Regions from separate parts of the Homo sapiens genome. Here regions 1 and 2 are each linked to region 3. A link is an interaction called in ENCODE POLR2A ChIA-PET data of the cell type or tissue named here. Cell type or tissue: PC-3. All regions are shown on one strand. Region 1 has its middle 22 kb from the start of NCAPG2. Region 2 overlaps ESYT2 (extended synaptotagmin 2). Region 3 overlaps DYNC2I1 (dynein 2 intermediate chain 1).

What was found. Peaks named below come from ENCODE experiments on the same cell type or tissue, not always from the same donor. Only the 100,000 strongest peaks of a DNase experiment are listed, where the experiment ranks them.
Region 1: POLR2A ChIA-PET joins it to region 3 with 10 read pairs; 7 of 35 experiments call an interaction of 5 or more read pairs at or near these places.
Region 2: POLR2A ChIA-PET joins it to region 3 with 16 read pairs; 23 of 35 experiments call an interaction of 5 or more read pairs at or near these places.

What each region holds. Positions count from the first base shown.
Region 1 is chr7:158,724,089-158,729,088 of GRCh38, forward strand. No RefSeq gene overlaps it. Among named protein-coding and RNA genes, the nearest start is that of NCAPG2, 22 kb to the left of the region's middle. In PC-3, no CTCF peak of the experiment used is centred here; no DNase peak of the experiment used is centred here.
Region 2 is chr7:158,804,234-158,809,233 of GRCh38, forward strand. The region is part of intron 1 of ESYT2 (extended synaptotagmin 2); the gene reads right to left. Among named protein-coding and RNA genes, the nearest start is that of ESYT2, 23 kb to the right of the region's middle. RefSeq lists an enhancer at 1-512. In PC-3, no CTCF peak of the experiment used is centred here; no DNase peak of the experiment used is centred here.
Region 3 is chr7:158,861,686-158,866,685 of GRCh38, forward strand. All of the region lies in intron 1 of DYNC2I1 (dynein 2 intermediate chain 1), which reads left to right. Among named protein-coding and RNA genes, the nearest start is that of DYNC2I1, 7.6 kb to the left of the region's middle. RefSeq lists an enhancer at 1-374. In PC-3, no CTCF peak of the experiment used is centred here; DNase peaks (open chromatin) are centred at 1,816 and 2,466; H3K4me3 peaks cover 1,371 bases; H3K27ac peaks cover 2,411 bases.

The DNA of each region.
Region 1 (5,000 bases), 140 kb before region 3:
AATGAAGGAGGCCCCAAAAGGCCAAGTGGAGCCCTGGGGGACTTCACTGGGGATACACAGGCCCAACAGACGCATGACCTCAAAAAGGTGGGGGTAGCCAGGCACAGTGGCTCACGCCTGTAATCCCAGCACCGTGGAGGCCGAGGCGGGAAGATCACATGAGCCCTCTGGACCAGGAGTTGAGACCAGCCTGGGCAATGTGGCAAAGCCCCATCTCTACAAAATATTAAAAAATTAGCCAGCTGTGGTGGTGCATGTCTGTAGTCTCTGCTACTAGGGAGGTTGAGGTAGGAGGATCACTTGAGCCTGGAAGGTTGGGGCTACAGTGAGCTGTGTTCATGCCACTGCATTCCAGCCTGGGCAACAGAGCAAGACTCTGTCAAAAACAACAACAACAACCAAAAAGGCAGGGGAGTAGAGGGCCTTGTTCTTGGACAAATGAGTAGCAAATGCTAGAAGATACTGAATAGCCAGGTATGTGGGGAAGGAATCTGGAGTTGGAGAGGGGAGAGGCACCTCTGACAGTTAGGTTGGTGGAAGGTTCATGCCTTAATGATTTGGGGATTTGAGTATAAGAGAAAGTGTAACACTATTGTTGTCCTAACCTAGTGGACAAGGAGGGGAGGGTGCCACATTCTGATAGAAGTTGAGGACAGAGAGTGGACGTGGTGGCTGATGATCGTGCAAAGCCGAGGACAGAGAGTGGACATGGTGGCTGATGATCGTGCAAAGCCGAGGACAGAGAGTGGACGTGGTGGCTGACGATCATGCAAAGCTGAGGACAGAGAGTGGACGTGGTGGCTGATGATGGTCCAATGCGATGGGCCAGTGCTGTCCTAAGTGCTTTCCAGGGATGACCTCACTTCATCCTCAGTTCTGCCTTTGAGGTAAGGACTACAGCGATTCCTGCTCTGCAGAGGGGGAAATGGAGGCAGAGAAGTTACTTGACTTGCTCCAGGTCCCGTGGGACGGAAGTGGGGCTTGAACCTGGGGGTTCTGACTCCAGAGCCATGCTCTACCCCACTGGGCCTCCCTGTTTCCCAGACTTGAGGTCCTGCAAAATGGAAACGTAGACCCTCTAGAGAGGTGTTTCTGTTTAGGGCCTGACATGTACGCAAAGACAAAAAAGTGACTTTATCCTTAGTATTTCTTGTAGGGCACGCTGGCTCACAACAAGTTCTCTTAAAAAAAAAAAAAATCTGACAATGCCTTAGTTTCTCCTTCACTGTAGACAGCTGTTGCCGACAGGATTCCTGGCTGACAGGCTCTGTGAGCACCTTGAATCCCTCATCCCTCTGCTCTGCCTTCAGGGTTTCTGATGAGAACTCAGCAGTTCGCACTGCGGAGGCGATGAGTCTTTCTCTAGTTGCATCGTCTTTTCAAACAGTTTAACTAAGATGTGCCTGCGTGTGGCTCTTTCCAAATTAGGGAGTTTTTGCTTATTATTTCTTTCAGTGTTTTCACTGGTGCTTCTCTCCCTCCTCCCCTTCTGGAACTCTCACTGCACGTATGTCAGGTTCGTTTTTCTTTATTCTTTTTGTCCCTCAGACTGGATAATCTCGATGGAGCCACCTCCAAGTTTGCTGATTCTTTCCTCTGTCAGCTCAGATACATGGGTGAGCTCCCCTAGTGAATTTCACATTACACTTCTTTAAACCCCAGGCTTTCTGGTTACTGTTTTCGTAATTTCTCTATACTGATCTTCTCTGTTTTGGTGAGACATCATTTTCATACTTTCTTGTAATTGTTGACATGATTCCCTTATTCCCGTGAACACGTTAAAAGTGGATTCAGGGTCTTGTCTTCGTCCACATGATGTCCAGCACCAGGACTTCCTTTGGGGTGGTTTATCTGACTACCTTTTTCCTGTGTGTGGCCTTCACTCTGCTGTTTCTTTGCATGCCTCATCCTTTTTTCATTGAATCTGGACATTTAAGATAATATACTCCAGCCTGGCCAACATGGTGAAACCCCGTCTCTACTAAAAATACAAAAATTAGCCGGGCATGGTGGTGGGCGCCTGTAGTCCCAGCTACTCGGGAGGCTGAGGTAGAAGAATTGCTTGAACCCAGGAGGTGGAGGTTGTGGTGAGCCAAGATGGCACCACTGCACTCCAGCCTGGCAACAGTGCAAGACTCATCTAAAAAAAAAATAAAAAAAAATAAAGATAATATAGTGTGGCAACTCTGTAGACAAGATCCCTCTTCCACTCCTGGCTTTGTTGTTGATGATGGTTGTCACTGTTGTTTCTTTGTGTTTAGTAACATACTTGGACTCTCTAGAAGCTGTGTTGTCACATGCTGCCTCTGAAGCCTCTGCTGGGTTAGCTCACGTGCCAGCTAAGGATTGGAAAGGACTTCTTTGAATACTTCAGACCAGTTGGTCTCCCACCTGCTGCCAAGGGGCCCTGTGCATGTGCTGGGTGCCTTCAGTCTTCCAGCAGGCACCTCACAGCCAGAAATGAGAACTCTTGCAGGTCTTTCCTGGGGATGTGCACAGCCCGGCATGTGCATGTGTCTAGCACCCCAGCAATGCCAGAGTTTTACAAAGCCCTCTGTGGACAGTCTCATCCCCTAGGTTCTCCTTTCAAAGTGTTTGGTTGGCCTCTTGTTTGTCCCAACTGCTACCACTGCCTCAGGCAGCTGCAATGTTAAACAACCGCCACCGATTCTTCTGGACCAACAAACCTGGAGATGGAGTTTTCCTGGGAGCCTGAGAGTTGAAATAGTGACAATTCCCTGGGGATGGAACTTTTGGAGAGCAATAAGCTCCTTCTTTCCCCTCCAGAGGCAGCAAGGCTGCTGGTCATCTGTGCTGTTGCACTTCTAAGGCTGCTGCTGTATGACTTTTTCCATATTTTCCAATAGCTATTGGCATTACCATATACGACACAGACATTTCTACATCCAAATATTTTCCAGATTTTTTTTTTTTTTTTGGTGATGGAGTCTCACTCTGTCGCCCAGGCTGGAGTGCAGTGGCATGATCTCGTCTCACTGCAGTCTCTGCCTCCCCCAGTTCAAGTGATTCTCCTGCCTCAGCCTTCTGAGTAGCTGGGATTACAGGTGCGCACCACTATGCCCAGCTAATTTTTTGTATTTTTAGTGGAGATGGGGTTTCACCATGATGGCCAAGGTGGTTTCAAACTGCTGACCTTAAGTGATCCACCTGCCTTGGCCTCCCAAAGTACTAGGATTACAGGTGTGAGCCACCACGCCCGGCCTCCAGATTTTTATTTATTTATTTATTTTTGAGACCGAGTCTCGCTCTGTCGCCCAAGCTGGAGTGCAGTGGCGCGATCTTGGCTCACTGCAAGCTCCGCCTCCTGGGTTCAAGTGATTCTCCTGTCTCGCCCTCCCGAGTAGCTGGGACTACAGGCGTGTGCCCCCACACCTGGCCGATTTTTTTTATTTTTAGTAGAGACGGGGTTTCACCACGTTAGCCAGGATGGTCTCAATCTCCTGACCTCGTGATCTGCCCACCTCGGCCTCCCAAAGTGTTGGGATTACAGGTGTGAGCCACCACGCCCGGCCCAGATATTTTTTTTGAGACAGGGTCTTACTCTGTCGCCCACACTGAAGTGCAGTGGCACAATCATAGCTCACTGCAGCCTCCTAACCTCCTGGGCTCAAGAGATCCTCCCACCTCAGCCTCCCAAGTAGCTAGAACTGTAAGTGTGCACCCACCATGCCCAGCTAGTTTTTTTATTTTTATAGAGATGAGGTCTCACTCTGTTGCCCAGGCTGGTTTCAAACTCCTGGGCTCCACTGATCCTCCTGCTTCGGCCACCCAAAGCGTTGGGCTTACAGGTGTGAGCTGCCATGCCTGGCCTCCCGAAGCGTTGGGCTTACAGGTGTGAGCCACCGTGCCTGGCCTTCTTTGCAGAGTATTATTATTGGGATTTCCAGGTAGGCAATCTTGTATCTGAAAATGACTATCTCTTTGTAAAAATTTCCAGATAATCTTTTTTCTTTGTATTATATTGCCCAGGAAGTTGAGAATAACAGTAAATAGTTAAAGGCAGACTTCCTGGGTGTTTCCAACTTTCATGTCTCAACTGTTTCTCAGATGAGGAGGCCCTTGGCTTTTTCTCTCAATAGTATCCATCACGCTTAGCAGTATCTTCTCCTTAGTCGTCACTAACAACCGTTAGTAGGTATATATCTTTTTTTGAATGGAAACTTGTTAGACGAGATGAATTATATTTTGGTCTGCCAAACGTATTTATTTCTTGAGACAGGGTCTTGCTGTCTCACCCAGCCTGGAGTGCGGCAACGCAATCATGGCTCACTGCATCCTCGACGTCCTGGCTCCAGTGATCCTTCTTCTGCTCAGCCTCCCGAGTGGCTGGGACCATAGGCATGCGCCACCACGCCTGGCTAATTTTTGTATTTTTGGTAGAGACAGTGTTTTGCCATGTTGCCCAGGCTGCTCTTGAACTCCTGAGCTCAAGTGAACCACCTGCTTTGGCCTCCCAAAGTGCTGGGATTACAGGTGTGAGCCGTCTGCCAAACTTTATACATTTATTCAACAGATAATTGGTTTACCATGTGTCTGGAACAGTGATAGGCGACCAGTGAGTTTTAAATAAAACTCACATAATCTCTGCCCTTGAAAGTTTACAGTCCATGTAGGAAAGTTTTAAATAAAACTAAATTGTAATTACGTTAAATTTGGTGAATCAAAGTAACACAGGCCGGGATGGTGGCGTAGGCCTGTAATCCCAATACTTTGGGAGGCTGAGGTGGGGGGGATCCCTTGATCCCCCTACTGCACTCCAGCCTGGGCAACAGAGTAAGAACCTGTCTCAAAAAAAAAAAAAAAAAAAAACACATACACACACATGATGCTAAGAAAACTCACAGGACACCGAGATCAGCTTTCAACTGAGAAGTTACGGGGAGTGGATGTGAGCTGGGCCAGTCATGGTAAGAGCCCGCGTGGAGGTGCTGGGGAGAGGAGAGGAGAGGAGCAAGTGTGGAGGTGGGTGGGGCAGGAGC
Region 2 (5,000 bases), 57 kb before region 3:
AAGGGTGAGGCGCGCGACAAACCCAAACCGCCGAGAAGGGTGAGGCGCGCGACAAACCCAAACCGTCGAGAAGGGTGAGGCGCGCGACAAACCCAAACCGCCGAGAAGGGTGAGGCGCGTGACAAACCCAAACCGTTGAGAAGGGTGAGGCGAGTGACAAACCCAAACTGTTGAGAAAAGTGAGGCACGTGACAAACCCAAACTGCCGAGAAAGGTGAGGTGTGTGACAAACCCAAACTGCCGAGAAGGGTGAGGCGCGTGACAAACCCAAACTGCTGAGAAAAGTGAGGCGCGCGACAAACCCAAACTGCCGAGAAGGGTGAGGCGTGTGATAAACCCAAACTGCCGAGAAAGGTGAGGTGTGTGACAAACCCAAAGTGCTGAGAAAGGTGAGGCGCGTGACAAACCCAAAGTGCTGAGAAAAGTGAGGCACGTGACAAACCCAAACTGTTGACAAGGGTGAGGCGCGTGACAAACCCGAACTGCTGAGAAAAGTGAGGCGCTTGATAAACCCAAACTGCCGAGAAAGGTGAGGTGTGTGACAAACCCAAACTGTTGAGAAAGGTGAGGCGCGTGAAAAACACAAGCTGCCGAGAAGGGTGAGGTGCATGAAAAACCCAAGGCCTCATTCAGTGCTTTCCAAGAAAGCTGGTGTCCTGCACTGGAGGGAAGAGAAGCACTTCTGTGGGGCCTGGGGAAAAGCAACTCAGAGCCACCTCTTCATATTATCAGATTACGATGAGAAAAAGTATTAGGGACAGTATTCCTGACAGTGGACGAGACTTCCAGGCACACGGCGCTTCAATGTTTAGAACTGTAAGGCACGAGGATCTGACGGAGCACTTGTTAGCTCTCCACATCAGTGGGGATCTCTGCTCGTCCCCACAGCTGGGCTGCTGAACTTAGCAGTAGAGTGACTTAAATATAATTTGGTACCAACACAAATTTGTGCCTTCTGATCTTTGTATAATCAAATGTCTTTACTCATCTCCCAAACTATCTGTCCCTCCTCAAGATCCTCAAATCCTATCTGCCTGTCTTCTCTAGAGACTTTGGTCAGTATTCATGGAAACTGAAAAAGCAGGTTAGAAATCTTGATTAAATGGTATTTTTTTCAAAGATATTAGGATGCTTTATCCAAATAGTTGCTTCTACAAAGAAAGTAGTCAAGGTTAAAAAGGTAGAGAGGAATCTAAAAACATCTGTCAACCCTGTAATAAGCTGTCACAGTATGGTCAAATTACTACCTCCAATAGTAAAAGGAAATTGCAGAAGATAACCATTTTTATCTATTTCTAGTCTACATAAAAAGCAGGCCATCAATTAATTCACACAGTAAATAAAGCAATTGATCTTTTCCAAAATCCACAAGGTTGTAATTTTCTCTGTGGTTTATGGGCTTCGATTACTGCAACAGAGTAACTGGATACCCTAATGCTTTGGTGCAATGACACTGCTTAAAAATCCATCTGTTTAAGGTCATTTCTTAACAGAAAACATTTTCAAAATTCTCCCCAGGTGCTTTTTACATTAATGAGAAATTTCACTAGGAAATCCGAAAAGACACTAATATCCCTGAAGTTTTTAACTGAGACCACAGGTAGTGATCATGGTCACTCCTTGACTTTCTCACCACAAATCAAATGGTGTTGTCTACCAGAGCTATGGCAAATTGTTGCTTTCTTATGTCACCTAAAACTCTTAACAGTGTAAAATAAGGACTCTTGCCACGAAAGGAATGACGGCTGAGCCACAGCTGTGGCCACCATGGGCCCCAGGGACACAGGGCTCTTTTGGCCTGAAGGAGGACACTAGCAGCAGAGCCGGCGCCGGGGCACACCGCGTGGGAGGCGCCGGGGCACACCGCGTGGGAGGCGCCGGGGCACACCGCGTGGGAGGTGCCGGGGCACACCGCGTAGGAGGCGCTGGCGCACAATGCGTAGGAGGCACTGGCCTTGAGAGGGCTTCCTCACTGTTTGCAACACTTCATCACTATTTCTTCATTAGACAAGTGACCATCACCTATTCTGGTAGATCAGAAAACAGAGTCAAAGAAAAACTTAAAAACTAGGTTGATCCCAGCATACCTTTCATAACAAAGCTGTCTAAGTCACTTGAAATCCAAGTCTTAAATTCCTAAGAGAACGTACCCTGAATTTCATGTTATATCTGACATATACTCTTCCTCTATCCATTTATTTTTTAAAGGGGTTAAGCCCCCTTTTAGTGCATGCGTGAAATATTAGGAGAATTTAAACCAGGACTAATATTCAATGGCAGAGTCAAAACAGGGATGCCTCACAGCTTCTACTCAGGAGAACAGGGTATCCCTTCATGGAAACACTAATGTCAACAGACTTATTTACATATAAACACGTCCGTGAAGAATATTTTTCAAAGATTTGAAGCATATTCTCACAAAATTCTGAAGTCCTTTAGACATTTTCCTGTCTCTGCTAAAAGAAAGGTCACACAATTATTTCATAATCGTGATTTAAGCTGAAGTTCTGGCATGAGTTACATCAATATCACAAATTAAAATGAGTCCAAGAATAGGAAATCTGTCTTCTCATCTCCTCCACTGAAACACCTAAGACAATCCGGTTGTTTTTATTTTAAATTTAAATCAAATGAATATTAATTCAAATATACACGCTTATGTTTTGACTGGAATGGATTAAAAGATAGATGGGCAATTGTAGCACTGAATTAATTGCATATATTCTGTATACTACTTAAATGAATCCAGCTTTGTGTGACTATATACATAGTATATATAGTTTATTCTAATATATATATATGAGAAACTACATGAGATTGTAAAAACAGGGTTATTTGAAACCCCGTCTCTACTAAAAATACAAAAAATTAGCCAACCGTGGTGGTGGGCGCCTGTAGTCCCACCTACTCAGGAGGCTGAGGCAGGAGAATGGCATGAACCCGGGAGGCAGGGTTTGTAGCGAGCCGATATCGCACCACTGCACTCCAGCCTGGGCGACAGAGCAAGACTCCGTCTGAAGGAAAAAAAAAAAAAAAAAAGAATTACAGAAGTGACTGGAATACTAAAAATCTATCTACATGGATTCAGAATTAACATCGGACTTAAAATTTATCTGTGAATTTTACATTTTGAAGAAATAAGTTTATGTATCTCCTAGGAGCTTAACTTTATTCTCATGCAGATAGGAAATTATCGCGACTTATGAGAAGGAGGTCGGAAATTTACCACCCTAAAACTTACTGTTTCCTTTTTAATTATTTATTTGTACACAATGAAGAAACAGTAAATAATCAGACACATGAAAACACTAGTACTTTTTTCCTGAATATGTTCATTACCTTCACTGGATGTTCGATACCAAGGTTCCAGAACATCTTTCCCAATTATAGCCTGTGTGCCTCACTGCTGTTTGCTGTTACACATTCCCCATAAAGGGTCAGACAGGAAATATCTGGGGCACTTACGGGCCATGAGGTCTCTGTCACTACAACTCAACCACAGTTGGAGTATGAACTAATGAGCACGGCTGTGTTCCAAAAGAACTTTAATATGGTCACTGAAATTTGAATTTCATAACATTTTCACCTCCTACAAATTACTTTCTTCCAGCCATTAAAAAATGTAAAAGCTGTTCACTGGCCACAAAAACAAAAAGGAGGCCAGGCTATGAGCTGAGGCTTGCTGCCCGCTGAGAGGGATGCGCAAACCCGCAAAAGGATGGCGCCACGGGGTAGGGCCGTCCAGCCTCTCTCTCCAGAGAGCAGGCCCCACAGCTCCAGGTGCAGAAAAATGTCTGCCAAACATTCCTTTTTTTATTAGAAATACCCCAAATCTTAACATTGGGGTAACTAAAGTGTTTGAAAACTGAACCCACTGACCTGGATCCAATTTGTTACCTATTACAGAAATCCCCTACTTATCGGCAGTTCCACTGTGATTTCAATCACCCGCAGTCAACCAAGGTCAGAAAATATTAAATGGAAACTTCCAGAAACAAACAATTCGTCAGTTTTAAACCGCATGCTGTTCTGAGTAAGGTGATGAAATCTCACTCTGTCCAGCTCGAGACACGAGCCCCGTCCGGCACGTTCGCGCCGAGCATGCTCCCGCCCACTCACCTGTGCTGTCTTGATCGTCAGCTCAAGTGTCGTGGGATCGACGTGCTCATTTCAAGTCACCTTTATTTTACTTAATGGCCCAAAACACACCAACAGTGATGTTGGCCATTCAGATATGCCAAAGAGAAGCCATTGAGTGCTTCCTTTAAGTGAAAAGGTGAAAGTTCTCGACTTACTAAGTATCATACGCTGAGGTTGCTAAGATGTAAGAACGAATCTTCCATCTGTGAAACTGAAGAAGGAAAATAATTTCATGCTAGTTTTGCTGTCACATGTCAAACTTTAAGATGGAAAAGGCATTAAATTTGTGGCTGGGGCCTGGCACAGGGGCTCACATCTGTAATCCCAGGACTTTGCCTGTAATCCCAGCACTTTGGGAGGCTGAGGCCGGCAGATCACTTGAGGTCAGGAGTTCAAGACCAGGCTGGCCAACATGCGAAATCCCATCTCTACTAAAAAAAAAAAAAAAAAATTAACGAGGTGTGGTGGTGGGCACCTGTAGTCCCAGCTACTTGGGAGGGGCTGAGCCACGAGAATTGCTTGAACTCGGGTGGCAGAGGTTGCAGTGAGCCGAGACTGCGCCATTACACTCCAGCCTGGGTGACAGAGTGAGATTCTATCTCAGAAAACAACAACAACAACAAAACAAAACAAAACCAATAAATAAACAAATAAGTTTGTGGGTAGAAGACAAAACAGATGTTCTGATTGACAGCAACTGGGTTTGGTACTATCTTGTTTCACTGGGGATCTTGGAAAATATCCCCCACAGATAAGGGGGGGCTACTGTAGTAAACTTTGGATCACATTAAGCCAATTAAAAAATGGGCAAAAGTGACGGGGCGTGGTGCGTGGTGGCTCATACCTGTAATCCCAGCACT
Region 3 (5,000 bases):
CAGGTGCTCCCTGCAGCCACGTTTGTCACATGGAGTACAGAGTGTTAGAAGCAGCCTGTGTGGTCACCAGCCAGGGCCTAGGTGAGTGAATTACGGTGACTGTAGGGAATAACCTTGGATTCAGTGATGGAAACTGATCATCCTAGTTTTCTTCGTTACCGTTTTCTTCAGAGCACTTTTCCTACCAGGGAGCGTCAGTTACACAGTCAAGTAATAGAATGAAGACCTGGATAGGCTGCATTTCATAATTTGGCCCTAAGTAATTTGATAACTTAAAAATTCTAGTGTAAGGAATTTTGGAAAAAAAATGAGGACAGCAAAGGATAAATTATGTCCCAGTCCTAAAGGCGGGAGCCAGCCTTGCCCTCTGGGTCTCTTAGCGTGCGCCCTAGTTTGGTGTGTTGCCATGCAGGGTTAGTGAAGCACACCACTCTGGCCGTTAGTGCTCCTGCTCATTCCACTCTGTAATTCTGAGAATTAATGTTGGTGTCGTCAACCTAAAGAAAATCCAGGCAAAATTAATTATAGAGACTATCAGGGCCACAGCCTGGGAAACACTGGGAGGCGCTCCAGAGAACAAAGGAGAGGCTTGAGTGTTTAAAGAGAAAAGGACGAATCAGGGGACGATTACAAAATACTTTGTCAAGTACTGGTTTACAGAAATAACATTGATTATTGATTGGTTATACATCACTGAACTGCAGGTTACGAATTCTGGTGTCCAGTGTATGACATTGGTAGGTTAATTTATGGCTATTGGCCAGGTGTGGTGGCTCATGCTTGTAATCCTGGCACTTTGGGAGGGAGGATTGTTTGAGGATGGGAGTTCGAGGCCAGCCTGGGCAACATAGCAAGACCCTATCTCTTAAAAAAAAAAAAAAAAAAAAGCCTGGGCATGGTGGTGCATTTCTGTAGCCCCAGCTACTCAGGAGGCTGAGGTGGGAGGATTTCTTGAGCACAGGAGGTCAAGGCTGTAGTGAGCTATGATAGCACTGTGTCCGGAGTTGGTTCCTTCTGGTGGGTTCTTGGTCTCGCTGACTTCAAGAATGAAGCCACAGACCCTCGCGGCGAGTGTTACAATTCTTAAAGATGGTGTGTCCGGAGTTTGTTCCTTCACATGTTCAGATGTGTCTGGAGTTTCTTCCTTCTGGTGGGTTTGTGGTCTTGCTGACTTCAGGAGTGAAGCGACAGACCTTCGCAGTGAGCGTTACAGCTCTTAAAGATGGCGCATCTGGAGTTGTTTGTTCCTCCCGGTGGGTTCATGGTCTCGCTGACTTCAGGAGTGAAGCCCCAGACCTTTGCAGTGAGTGTTACAGCTCATAAAGGTAGCGTGGACCCAAAGAGTGAGCAGCAGCAAGATTTATTGTGAAGAACAAAGCACAAAGCTTCCACAGTGTGGAAGGGGACCCAAGCAGGTTGCCACTGCTGGCTGGGGGTGGGGGGAGGGGGGCCAGCTTTTATTCCCTTATTTGGCCCTGCCCACATCGTGGTGCGTTTACAAACCTTTAGCTAGACACAGAGTGCTGATTAGTGCATTTTTACAGAGTGCCGATTGGTGCGTTTACAAACCTTTAGCTAGACGCAGAGCGCTGATTGGTCCGTTTTTACAGAGTGCTGATTGGTGCGTTTACAAACCTTCAGCAAGACAGAGTCCTGATTGGTGTGTTTACAGTCCTTTAGCTGGACAGAAAAGTTCTCCAAGTCCCCACCCACCCAGAAGCCCAGGAGGCTTCACCTCTGGGCACCACTGAACTCTAGCCTGGGTGACAGAATGAGACTCTTTAAATAATAATAATATGGCTGTTGGTGGTGATGCTGAGTCAAGAGGTCATAAAGCAGGCTGCTTACTTAGCTCTGGGTGTGGGAGGAGCGGGACTTCCTTAGCTCCAGGTGTGTGTGAGGGGGGCGGTGAGCCGGACGTCCTTAGCTCCGGGTGTGTTTGGGGGGGGCGGTGAGCGGGACGTCCTTAGCTGGGGGGGGGTGTGGGGAGAGCGGGACGTCCTTAGCTCCTGGTGTGTGTGGGGGGGGCGGTGAGCGGGACGTCCTTAGCTCCGGGTGTGTGGGGGGAAGGGGGACGTCCTTAGCTCCCGGTGTGGGGGCGGGGGGGAGCGGGACGTCCTTAGCTCTGGGTGTTTGGTGGGGAGCCGGACGTCCTTAGCTCCGGGTGTTGGAGGGTGTTGGAGGGGGGAGCGGGACGTCCTTAGCTCCGTGTGTGGGGGTGGGGAGCGGGACGTCCTTAGCTCCGTGTGTGGGGGTGGGGAGCGGGACGTCCTTAGCTCCTGGTGTTGCGGGGAGCAGGACGTCCTTAGCTGCGGATGTGGGGGAGAGCGGGACGTCCTTAGCTCTGGGTGTGGCGGGGTGGGGAGCGGGAAGTCCTTAGCTCCCGGTGTGTGTGTGTGGTGTGGGGGGAGAGGGACGTCCTTAGCTCCGGGTGTGGGGGGGGGAGCAGACGTTCTTAGCTCTGGGTGTGGCGGGGAATGAGACGTGACCACTGTCACATTTCAGTGGCTCTGGGCCTAAACATTTAAAGGAGCTCACATTCCTCAGATTAGTTTCTTTTCTTTCTCAGTGTCATGCAGGGAACAGGATGACGATGTGGACGTCAGCGCTATACCACTGGGTCCATGTAGATGAATGTCACAGGGTTGGGCCGCGGTGTCTCTGTCATGTGGGGACTCAGGCTGGAGAGTGCCTTTGCTGCTTTGCACAGAGCTAGTGGTCATCCTGAAGGTCCAGAATGGATTTATGGCAGTGTCCCTGGAAGGAAGAGTGGATTTAGAAACATGTTATAAGCAGAAATAGTAGTATCTGGTGACGCTTTCCTCTGTTTATTTTTTAATAGAGATGGGGTTTCGCTGTGTTGCCTGGGCTGGAGTGCAGTGGCAGTTATCACAGCTCACTGCAGCCTCGACCTCCTGGGCTCAAGTGAGCCTCCTGTCTTAGCCTCCTGAGTAGCTGGGACTGCGGTTGAATCACCATGCTTGGCTGATTTTTTTTTTTGATGGAGATGGGGTCTTGCTGTGTTGCCCTGGCTGGTCTTGAACTCCTGGGCTCAAGTAATCTTCCTACCTCAGCCTAGCAAAGTGTTAGGATTACAGGTGTGAGCCACCATGCCTGGCTCAAAATAACTTCTTTTAAACATTTCTTAATGTTCAATTAACTAGTTCAAATCAGTATTTAACTTTAACCTCTGATGAGTGTTTTCTAAAAGAGGAGGCTGGGTTAGAAAGCAAGGGGAGAAGCCCACTGCCCACAGGTGGCTGCAGATGCCAGTGGCACCTTCTCGCTGGAGTCTGCCCAGCTGTCGGAGGTTATGTGGCAGGAACAATGAGCGTCAGGTCCAGGGGCTTCTGCTGTTTGGCTTACAGAGCGCGGAAGCCCTCACACCCACTCGTAGTGGGGGTCGGACAAGATGGCACAGGGGTGGGGTTTGCTTTCCATCTGGGCTGTGAGTGTCCTCCCTGAAGTGAGGTTTTGGCTTCACCACCTCTGATGGTGCACCTTGGAGGTGATACCACCTTGGAAGTGATTTCAGCCCAGGTTTACTTCTCCTTGGATTTCAGGATGAGATGAGAGTGGGGAAAAGAATTCCCTTGAAGCCCTGCATTGAGGGGAAGGGGAGTTAAATCAGTTTCATCTGTTTTATTCGGGAGGCAAATCAAAGGGATGTAAACATTGTTCAGGGTTCTTACTGTACAGTTCTCAATAGAATTTTGTTATGAAAAGGTTCTAGATGATTTAGTTGATGTAAATCGAGCATAAATCGAGGGACAGAGGCCCTGGGGAGCTGGTGCTGGGCAGCCGCTCATCTCCTGTTTGCTTGCCATGTGCATGAAGGATGCTGGCCCAGGACAGGTGCTTGCAGATGCTGAAGACCGCAGGCTCCAGTTCTCATCCACTAGTGCGTGGGCTGAATCATGCTGATGGTTTTGCTGCTTAGCTCTCCTGAGTCTCCTCACCCCAGTCCCCAGGCTGGGGTTTGTTCCACTCCTGGGAGTGCTGGGGAACTTTGCCCTTTGGTTCCATACTTGGAGAGTTGATTTTAAGCGTGGATTGCTGGGCTGCTCCATAGGGCAGAGTCTGAGGGCAGGTCAAGTTGGTCTTTAAAAGGCCTTGGCAGAAGCATGTGGTTTACATGTGGCAAGTGGGGACCGACAGCACCGGGGCAGGGAAGTCGTAAATCACTGTTGAACAGTTTGAAACTCTAGAGGGAGACAGCATGGATAGAAAACTTGAGGGTAAACAGTCCATATTAGCTGAGTTTTAAGCGCTCCAAAGTAGTCAGTATTCTGTGCATTTAAGAAAATGGCTGTTACTTTTCATACTGAAAAGTAGAGAGGCCGAAGAAAAATCCTGTGATCTCTGTCAGAGACCTCTTGTCTTCAGGGTTTTTAACTTTGTCAGTATCAGTAATGTTAACCATTAAGAAACCCCACTGGATGGGTTTTGTGACATACTTACTTTTCACATTCTGAGCTAGTGGCCTTGTGCCTTCCCAGTGTCCCCTGAATGTCCTCAGCGTCCCCTGTGTGCAGCGCCCACGTCTCCTGGTTGAACTGTCCCCTAATGTTCTAGGTGTCCCCTCTCTGTGGTGCCCATGTCTCCTGGTTGGACTGTCCATTGGTGTCCTGGGCATCCCTTCTTTGTGGTGCCCATGTCTCCTGGTTGGACTGTCCCTGAGTGTCCTGGGTGTCCCCTCTCTGTGGTGCCCACGTTTCCTGGTTGGACTGCCCCTTGGTGTCCTGGGCGTCCCCTCTCTGTGGTACCCTGGTCTCCTGGGTCTCCTGGTTGGACTGTCCCCGAGTATCCTGGGCGTCCCCTCTCTGGTCACTCGTGTCCTGGGTTCCATTCAGCCCTTTTTTTATAGCAGGTCCTATATTAAACCTCTCTGTAGGAGTTAACTTTAAACAAATAGTTGGCCGGGCGTGGTGGCTCACAACTGCAATTCCAGCACTTTGGGAGGCCGAGGTGGGGGGCTCACCTGAGGTTGGGAGTTCGAG